Regions from separate parts of the Homo sapiens genome. Here regions 2 and 3 are each linked to region 1. A link is a loop called in an ENCODE intact Hi-C map of the cell type or tissue named here. Cell type or tissue: OCI-LY7. All regions are shown on one strand.

What was found. Peaks named below come from ENCODE experiments on the same cell type or tissue, not always from the same donor. Only the 100,000 strongest peaks of a DNase experiment are listed, where the experiment ranks them.
Region 2: it touches region 1 in a loop (10-fold over the local background); 14 of 110 quality-filtered maps call a loop at or near these places.
Region 3: a loop joins it to region 1, with 4 times the contacts of the local background. A loop is called at or near these places in 2 of 110 quality-filtered maps.

Annotation. Positions count from the first base shown.
Region 1 is chr4:80,609,909-80,612,408 of GRCh38, forward strand. All of the region lies in intron 3 of CFAP299 (cilia and flagella associated protein 299), which reads left to right. Among named protein-coding and RNA genes, the nearest start is that of CFAP299, 280 kb to the left of the region's middle. In OCI-LY7, no CTCF peak of the experiment used is centred here; DNase peaks (open chromatin) are centred at 473, 1,113 and 1,673; H3K4me3 peaks cover 2,143 bases; H3K27ac peaks cover 2,500 bases.
Region 2 is chr4:80,364,610-80,367,109 of GRCh38, forward strand. All of the region lies in intron 2 of CFAP299 (cilia and flagella associated protein 299), which reads left to right. Among named protein-coding and RNA genes, the nearest start is that of CFAP299, 30 kb to the left of the region's middle. In OCI-LY7, CTCF peaks have their summits at 1,500 (motif pointing right) and 1,700; a DNase peak (open chromatin) is centred at 1,542; H3K27ac peaks cover 1,954 bases.
Region 3 is chr4:80,485,700-80,488,199 of GRCh38, forward strand. The region is part of intron 2 of CFAP299 (cilia and flagella associated protein 299); the gene reads left to right. Among named protein-coding and RNA genes, the nearest start is that of CFAP299, 150 kb to the left of the region's middle. In OCI-LY7, CTCF peaks have their summits at 1,098 and 1,301; a DNase peak (open chromatin) is centred at 1,112; H3K27ac peaks cover 1,682 bases.

The sequences.
Region 1 (2,500 bases):
AGCTAAAAATTCTAGACTATGTTTGAACCAACCAAATGCACTTTAATAGGCCTATCCTTATCCAGATTATATCTGGGCATAATTTTACCCACAGGATGTTTTTAAAGACTTTTAAAAAGGCTGAATAATGCTTATTAGTGTCTATAGATTTGCAGAGAATTTGCTTACTTATTTTATTTTTATGCTTTATAAGGTAGTTCTAAGTAATTTATTAATTGAAGAGATTCTGGTTCCTCCTTGTGTCTCTTCTTTCTGATCACTTTAATAATCCTTTTAATTTGATAAATGCTCTAAAAAAAATGACACTAGTGAAGTGTGGACAGAAATGAGAGTCTGCTCTCTGTTCTTAGAAGACAGCACACTGATTTCCCTGGAGTGAATATTGCTGAACCCAGCAGCACTTCCAGTGTCCCCCAACCCCTAACCTGGACTTAGTACTGAAGTGGTAAAAATATTCACATTTAAGAAAGCAAGAGCAAAATCTAACAAAACGGTATGCAAATTTAGTACCTACAGAGAAATAGCCACTTCTCATTTTTGTCTCCCATTCTATCTTCTGTCTTTCCTAGGTCACTGTCACATTCTTTCTCAGGTTATAGTAATTCATACTTTATCTTCTCTATTTTACAACCTTAATTTTCTGAAATTCAGTTTCTTAGCTCAGCACCTTAAAAATAATAGTACAGAATGTATATTAGTTTAGTTAGTGCCATTTAAAGAACTTTTTAAAAAAAGTTTTCATCAAAATGGACCTAAAGCTAAAAAGTCCTTTGGGACATTATTTCTGATACCATAAAATCTACAAAGTTCCTTTCTAGATGCAAACCCATCGATTCTATTCAATGATAATAATAAAGGCTCTTTTATACCCAGATGGCTATCTCAAATCTTGTTATCAGCCCTCCAACTTAGTTGTAGGAGGGTTTCATCAGTCATGGTTATATTGCTCTGGGTGGCTGATAACCATTGTGCTATTATTAGTTGGGTGATGAGCTGGTCACCCTGTAAGTTTCTTTAAGTTGTTCTATCAGCCCTCCAAAAGTAAGTGCAAATAAACGGGTTCCAAACCCCTTTAGAGCACACTGTAAATCTTTGTAACTTCATGGCCAAATGGTAAACCGCAGGACCACATGACTCAATTCCCTTGAGACAGTCATGTTATTCCTGTCAGACTTTTCTTCCCTCATTCATCAGCTGGAAGCTTTCATCTCCTTTTAAAGTCATGGCCTTTCAAGTAGGGGTGAAATTACACCTGTCAGTAATAAATGTTCTCAGTGCTCTCCATCATTCTGTCTTTTCACAAAAGATATTAAAAGGAAGCATAGCTTATTCCACATTTTAACACCATGTTTTTTTCTTTCTCCACTTTTAGATACCTTCCTGTTATGTAATTGTTGAGCAAAGTTTTAAAATATTCACTAAATCAGGGGACATGTGGGAATGCTGGGCAAATTAGCTTCCATGTGAACTATACATTATATTCAATAACTACATTAAACTTATTTGACAGAATGATTTAACTGTATACACAATCTACAACGGCAATCTAAATGTGCCCTTTAGCACACTTGTTCTGTTTATTTTTTCTAAGTTACACTCTGATAACTTTGTGGTTGCCCATAATACCATACAGCAGGTGCACCTGTGTAGCCACCATTTTATTTACATAGAGAACAAAGTTAATGTTTTATCAAATCCAGACCACACCTGCATTGGGACACTTGTAGGAAGCAGGGTTCAAATCAAAATTGCAATTTGCTTTTAGCCTGATATTTGAACTCCACTGAGCAAACTCTTTTGAGTTCTCTTGGACGTTTTGAGGATTCGGCTCTTAACTCCCTGTTAACTGAAGGATGAAATGGGAGCTGGAAGACTGAATATGTTACCTGAAAACCCTGTCACTCACTATTGTAGGTCTTGACTCAAGAATAACTGAATTGTGTCATTACAGCCTACACCATACACTGTCCCAAGCAGAGAATTCTTCAAGTACAAGTGTATTTGGCTTGATATACCTGATTATGAGGGCAAATATTTTTGTAAATTTTCTAATGCTGAACCAGATTAATGAATAAATGCTGTGTGAAATTCACAAATCGTCGATGATGGTCATGCTCTAAAGCTTTGTTGTTTTGTTTTATTTTATCCCTTATAGGGACAGTATGTGCCATTTTTTTTTTGTAGATTAGTGATACTGCAAAGAATCCATACAAACACATAACCTCCCACAATTATTAGCAAACCATCGTGTTTTATTTTTTCCAGAACACAAAGGAAGTATATAATTTCTCTATTTTTATACCCCATTTCTTACATTCTGTCTTTTCTTATCTCCTTCCTCTTCAGGAGAAAAATAAAATAGTAAACTGAAAAACAGACCCTAAAACTCAGTGAGAGGGATAGATTGCCTCAATTTGTCACTAAACTAAAAAAAATTATCTCAAAGCACAATGCTGATTTAATTTCTCTGGAAATGATTACACATTTATCATTAGAGTTT
Region 2 (2,500 bases), 250 kb before region 1:
TTTAAGTTCAGGGGTATGTGTGCAGGATGTGCAGGTTTGTTATAGGTAAACATGTGCCATGGTGGTTTGTTGCACAGGTCATCCCATCACCTAGGTATTAAGCCCAGCATCTATTAGCTATTCTTCCTGATGCTCTTGCTTCAACCAAGCCCCACTTTGACAGGCTCACTGTGTGTCATTCCCCTCCATGTGTCCTGTCTATGTGTTCTCATCATTCAGCTCCCGCTTGGAGGTGAGAACATGCAGTGTTTGGTTTTCTGCTCCTGTGTAAGTTTGCTGAGGAAAACGGCTTCCAGCTCCATCCATGTTCCTGCAAAGGACATCATCTCATTCTTTTTATGGCTGCATAGTATTCCATGGTATATATGTACCATATTTTCTTTTTTCAGTCTATCATTGATGAGCATTTGGGTTGATTCATGTCTTTGTTATTGTGAACAGTGCTGCAATGAACATGTACATGCATGTATCTTTATAATAGAATGATTTATATTCCTTTGGGTATATACTCAGTGTTGGAATTACTGGGTCAAATGCTATTTCTGTCTCTAGGTCTTTGAAGAATTGGCAAACAATGGTTGAATAATTTACACTCCCACCAACAGTGTAAAAGTGTTCCTTTTTCTCCACAACCTTGCCAACATCTGTTGTTTTTTGACTTTTTAATAATCACCATTCTGACTGGCATGAGATGGTATCTCATTGTGGTTTTGATTTGCCTTTCTCTAATGATCAGTGACGTTGAGCTTTTTCTTATATGTTTGTTGGCCGCATGTATGTCTTCTTTTGAAAAGTGTCTGTTCATGAAGCAAAGGACCTTTTGGTATGTAATGCAACATATTCACAGTTCTTAAGATTAGAGAATGGATATCCTTAATCCCATTAATGTGAGAAAGGGGCATTCTGCTTATCACAGGTAATTTATATAAAATCTCAGGAATTTACCGAACATAGTTATTCACTATCAACTTCTATTCTTGGAAAATTGAAATGAGGCTAGTTTTCTGTGTACAATGTAATGTTTGAAATGTGTCTTATGTAAAACATCAGGGAGAGTCTTTTCTTTTTGTGAGAATCAGTCAATGTCTATCAGTCAGAAGCAGAAGTGGAAATATTTTTGTGAGATTTTACAAGGAATTCCTGTAAATTCACATGCAATTTTATGAGTGATATAAGCTATTTCATATCAAGACGAGTTATTCATGTTTAAAGTCTAAGTTCTATTGACATCACATGTCCATTTTGTGTTTGAGGATCAAAGTAGGTATTTCCTCTATGCAATAGTCTCTTTAACTGGTCAGAGCTGGAAGTCATCAGGCTACTTATGAGCCAGTTTTGGGAGACTAATCCCCATTCAGAGCTGCTAGAATTTGAAGGCCCTTTCATCTGCAGATCTTCTCTGGTTGCCTTTGTAATGGGATGGGTACCATATGTTGCCTTTTGCCCCATGTGGTAGTCCATTCCCTTCCAGGTTCATTTAGTGTTGTTGACAGCAGGGCCAGCAGATGGTGTCCTAGAGCCAAATATGTCCTGTGCCTATATTTGTTGGAGGATCACTTTGAAAATATGCATGAACATCTGACTGCCAGCCAGCTGGCAACTTGGAAACACTTGGTTCCACTATCAGATCATCTTACATTAACTTCTTTAATATGCAGGTGAGCAACTCCAAGTAGGTCACAATTCTTTGGTCTAGCAATCATAGAGCACCTATTTCGAGAAGTGCTGGTATCTAGGAGTATGTTAATTACTCACAATAGCTTCACAGGGGAAAAAGTCTGGAGAGATGAAAGTTAAAGATATCAGGAAGGTATATTTTGATTAGGGATGTTCAAGAAGAAGGCAAAAATGCTAAAAAAATATTTTGGGCTTCTATTCAGTCTTTCACAAATTAGACAACCATAGTGCATTAGGCTCTGTGCTGTAGGCTCTGGGAATACAATAGAAAACAAGACTTAGTTCTCACCCTCAAGAAGCTTGAAGACTAGAGAAATGAAAGGCATTACATTGTTGGTGGGAATGGAAAATGGAAAACAGTTTGGCAGGTCTTCAAAAAATTCAACGTAGAGTTACTATATGACCCAGCAATTCTACCAAACACATATTCAAGGGAATTGAAAAACCTAAGTCCACTTAAAAACTCATATACAAATGTCAGTAGCAGTATTATTCATAGTAGTTAAAAGGTAGAAATTGTCCAACCCATCAACTGATGAATGGATAAAAAATTTGGTACCTAAGTGTAATAAAATACTATTCAGTCATCAAAAGGTATAAAGTAGTGTTACATGCAACAACATGAAAAACCTTAACACATTAGGGTAAGCAAAGGAGGCTAGAAAAAAAAGACTACTTACTGCATGATACCATTTATATAAAATGTCCAGTATCAGTAAATCTATAGAGACAAGTAGATTCATGGTTTCCAAGGACTGGATGGAAGGGAGATTGGACAATGACTGCTAATGAATATGAGGTTTCTTCTTGGTGTGATAATATG
Region 3 (2,500 bases), 120 kb before region 1:
GGAAAGAAAAAAGGATAGATGAAGCAAATATGTCAATGTTAACTAAAAACATTAAGTCTTTATCTGAATATATTTTAATGCATCAAAATTATGCATTTTCACATACGTAGTAAAGGCCCTTTTAATTTCATTCTTCATAATGCATTTTTTGCTCTCTGCTACAATGCCTTAGCCACTAATAATCTAGATTTAATTTTCATTATGAAGCATTATAGTCCATGTAATTTAAACCTAGTCGCTAAATTCTGTTTTACTTTTTATTATATATTTATTTTTTTAGAGTTGTGGTTTGGCTGCGTTGCTCAGGCTGGACTCAAACTCCTGGCCTCAAGTGATTCTCCCGCCTTAGCCTCCCAAGTAGCTGGGTGTACAGGAACATGCCACCACACCCAGCTGAAATTCTAACCTAGCCACATGAATGACTATTAAGTTCTGCTTGCTTGGTCTTAAATAATATTTGGTTACTTGGTGTCCACAAGTTAGTAGTGGAAATGGAGACAATGTGTGAAGCTGCATTTCTGGAAGGGCACTAAGTGCCTCTCACTACCCTTGTTTTCTAGAGGAAGCCTGCAAATGCCAGTAATTTCTACACCCAGGGCTGCCTGCCTAGGGGTCAAATTGTAGCTGTGTTTTCTGAAACATGCTTCTGAGATGCAGATTCCAAAATGTGGGGGTTCTACTTAGCCCTTGCTCACCAAACCCAGGATACAGAGAAGTTCTTGTTCAGGTTTGGCTGCTAAAGGAAAAAGTTCTAGCCCTAATATTGAGTTTTAGGACTTTCAGGATCTCTAGGTGACTTGTCTTTGGTTGCCAGAAAAATAGCCCAAACATTCTTCTCTTGGGGAAAAAGACATTAATTTGATTGATCTGTGAGGATGCAATGCAATAAGAAAACAAAATGTGCCTTCTCTCACCCCGTTAGGGTTCTTGTGCTTTCTAAAGAGAAATATCCCAGGCCTCAGCACTGTGTATCTCTGTCAGTACACCCTACCTGAAGGTTGACTACATCTTGGCTGCCCCGAGGCATACATATGACCAATGCCTCTGCCTGGGTAGCTCTAAAAGTTTTTTGAGTCTCAGTTTCTATAGCCTCTGTAGGGGGCAGCTTTGATTCACAGATCCGTTAAAAAGCCCACCTGCATTTAGTCTAGTGGCCAGCATTGGCTGGGGCCCTCATTAGTTGTGTTTGGGTTTCTACACAATGTCCCAGGGTAGCCAAGAGATTAAATGTCAGTAATGCACAGTAGTGTGGCTCAAAGTGGGAGAAGACTTTTTGTGCTAGAAGCCAGCCAGCTTCTCTGAGAGTAGTGCTTGAGTTCACAACCTCTTCAACTCCTGGAGACCACTGTGAATTTAGTTAGAATCAAGGCCTATATATTATATTTAAAATACCTTAACAATGAAGTAAATTTGATTCAACTCCTTTAACCTTTCCGGAAACTAGCATAAAATAACTCAACTCCCTTTAACAAGAATTTCTGTGGGAGAATTTTATATATACCATTTCTAATGAGAACTCCCCTTAAGTCTTTGAAATTGCTTTTCTTAATTTACTGGTGAATGTAACATTCAAAATGGTCTTACTCTCCAAGTATGTAGCACTGTATCACTTCTCAGCAGGTATTTTAATTCTTAAAAATAATGTTATCTGTGGGATTTTAATTTACAGAGGCTATCAGTTTTGACTATTAGACAAGACTGAGGAGCAGATCATCGATCTCTTTCTAGTATCTTGTGCCATAGTTTTTGTTAGACTCTCCAAAAGGCAACTTGGGGAGAAAGAGGAAAGGGATGGCTGCCCATTCACCATATTCTCCTTAAGTTACTTCCTTGGAGTCTAGAAGGCAGAGAGGGGTCTGATTTAGCCCTTTTTAGCTAAGCATTTTGGTTATTAACATCAGCAAGGATTATTCAAGAGGTTTAGGGAGATCAAGCTGTGTGTGCACCACAGGGATGAAAAAAGAGGAATAAGTATGGAAGCTGAGTGCATCGAATCTGAATTTCTCTGTTTTGTTCATAATCAATACTCATATGTTTTTCCTGCATTGCAACTATCAAGACTCTAAGTTATTACATACTTAGGCCTAAAATAACTTACATTAACAGAAGGGAGATGGCCAGCAAAGAGCCATAGGTTCATGATTCAATACTTCTCTCACATTGTTCTGCTAATTAGTCATCGATGGGAATATGTGATAGATGGAAAAGTAATGATGGTTCAGTACCCTGTCTGTTTTCTGTATTTCTAATAGAAACTGGTGGTATAGCATATAGCACCTCCAAATTCTTATGCATGCTAGTTTTTAAAACATCATGACCACAAATAGGCTTGATACCAAAAGTTAATAATAATCTTGGACAAAATACTAATATAGATAAAATGTAAAATAATGATTTGGACAAAGTACTGTTGCCTATTGGTATACAAATTAATCTGTGATGAGATCTCTAGGAATGTTAAAGTACATTAAGCTTTCATATGTTTTAAGTAGTAAAATGG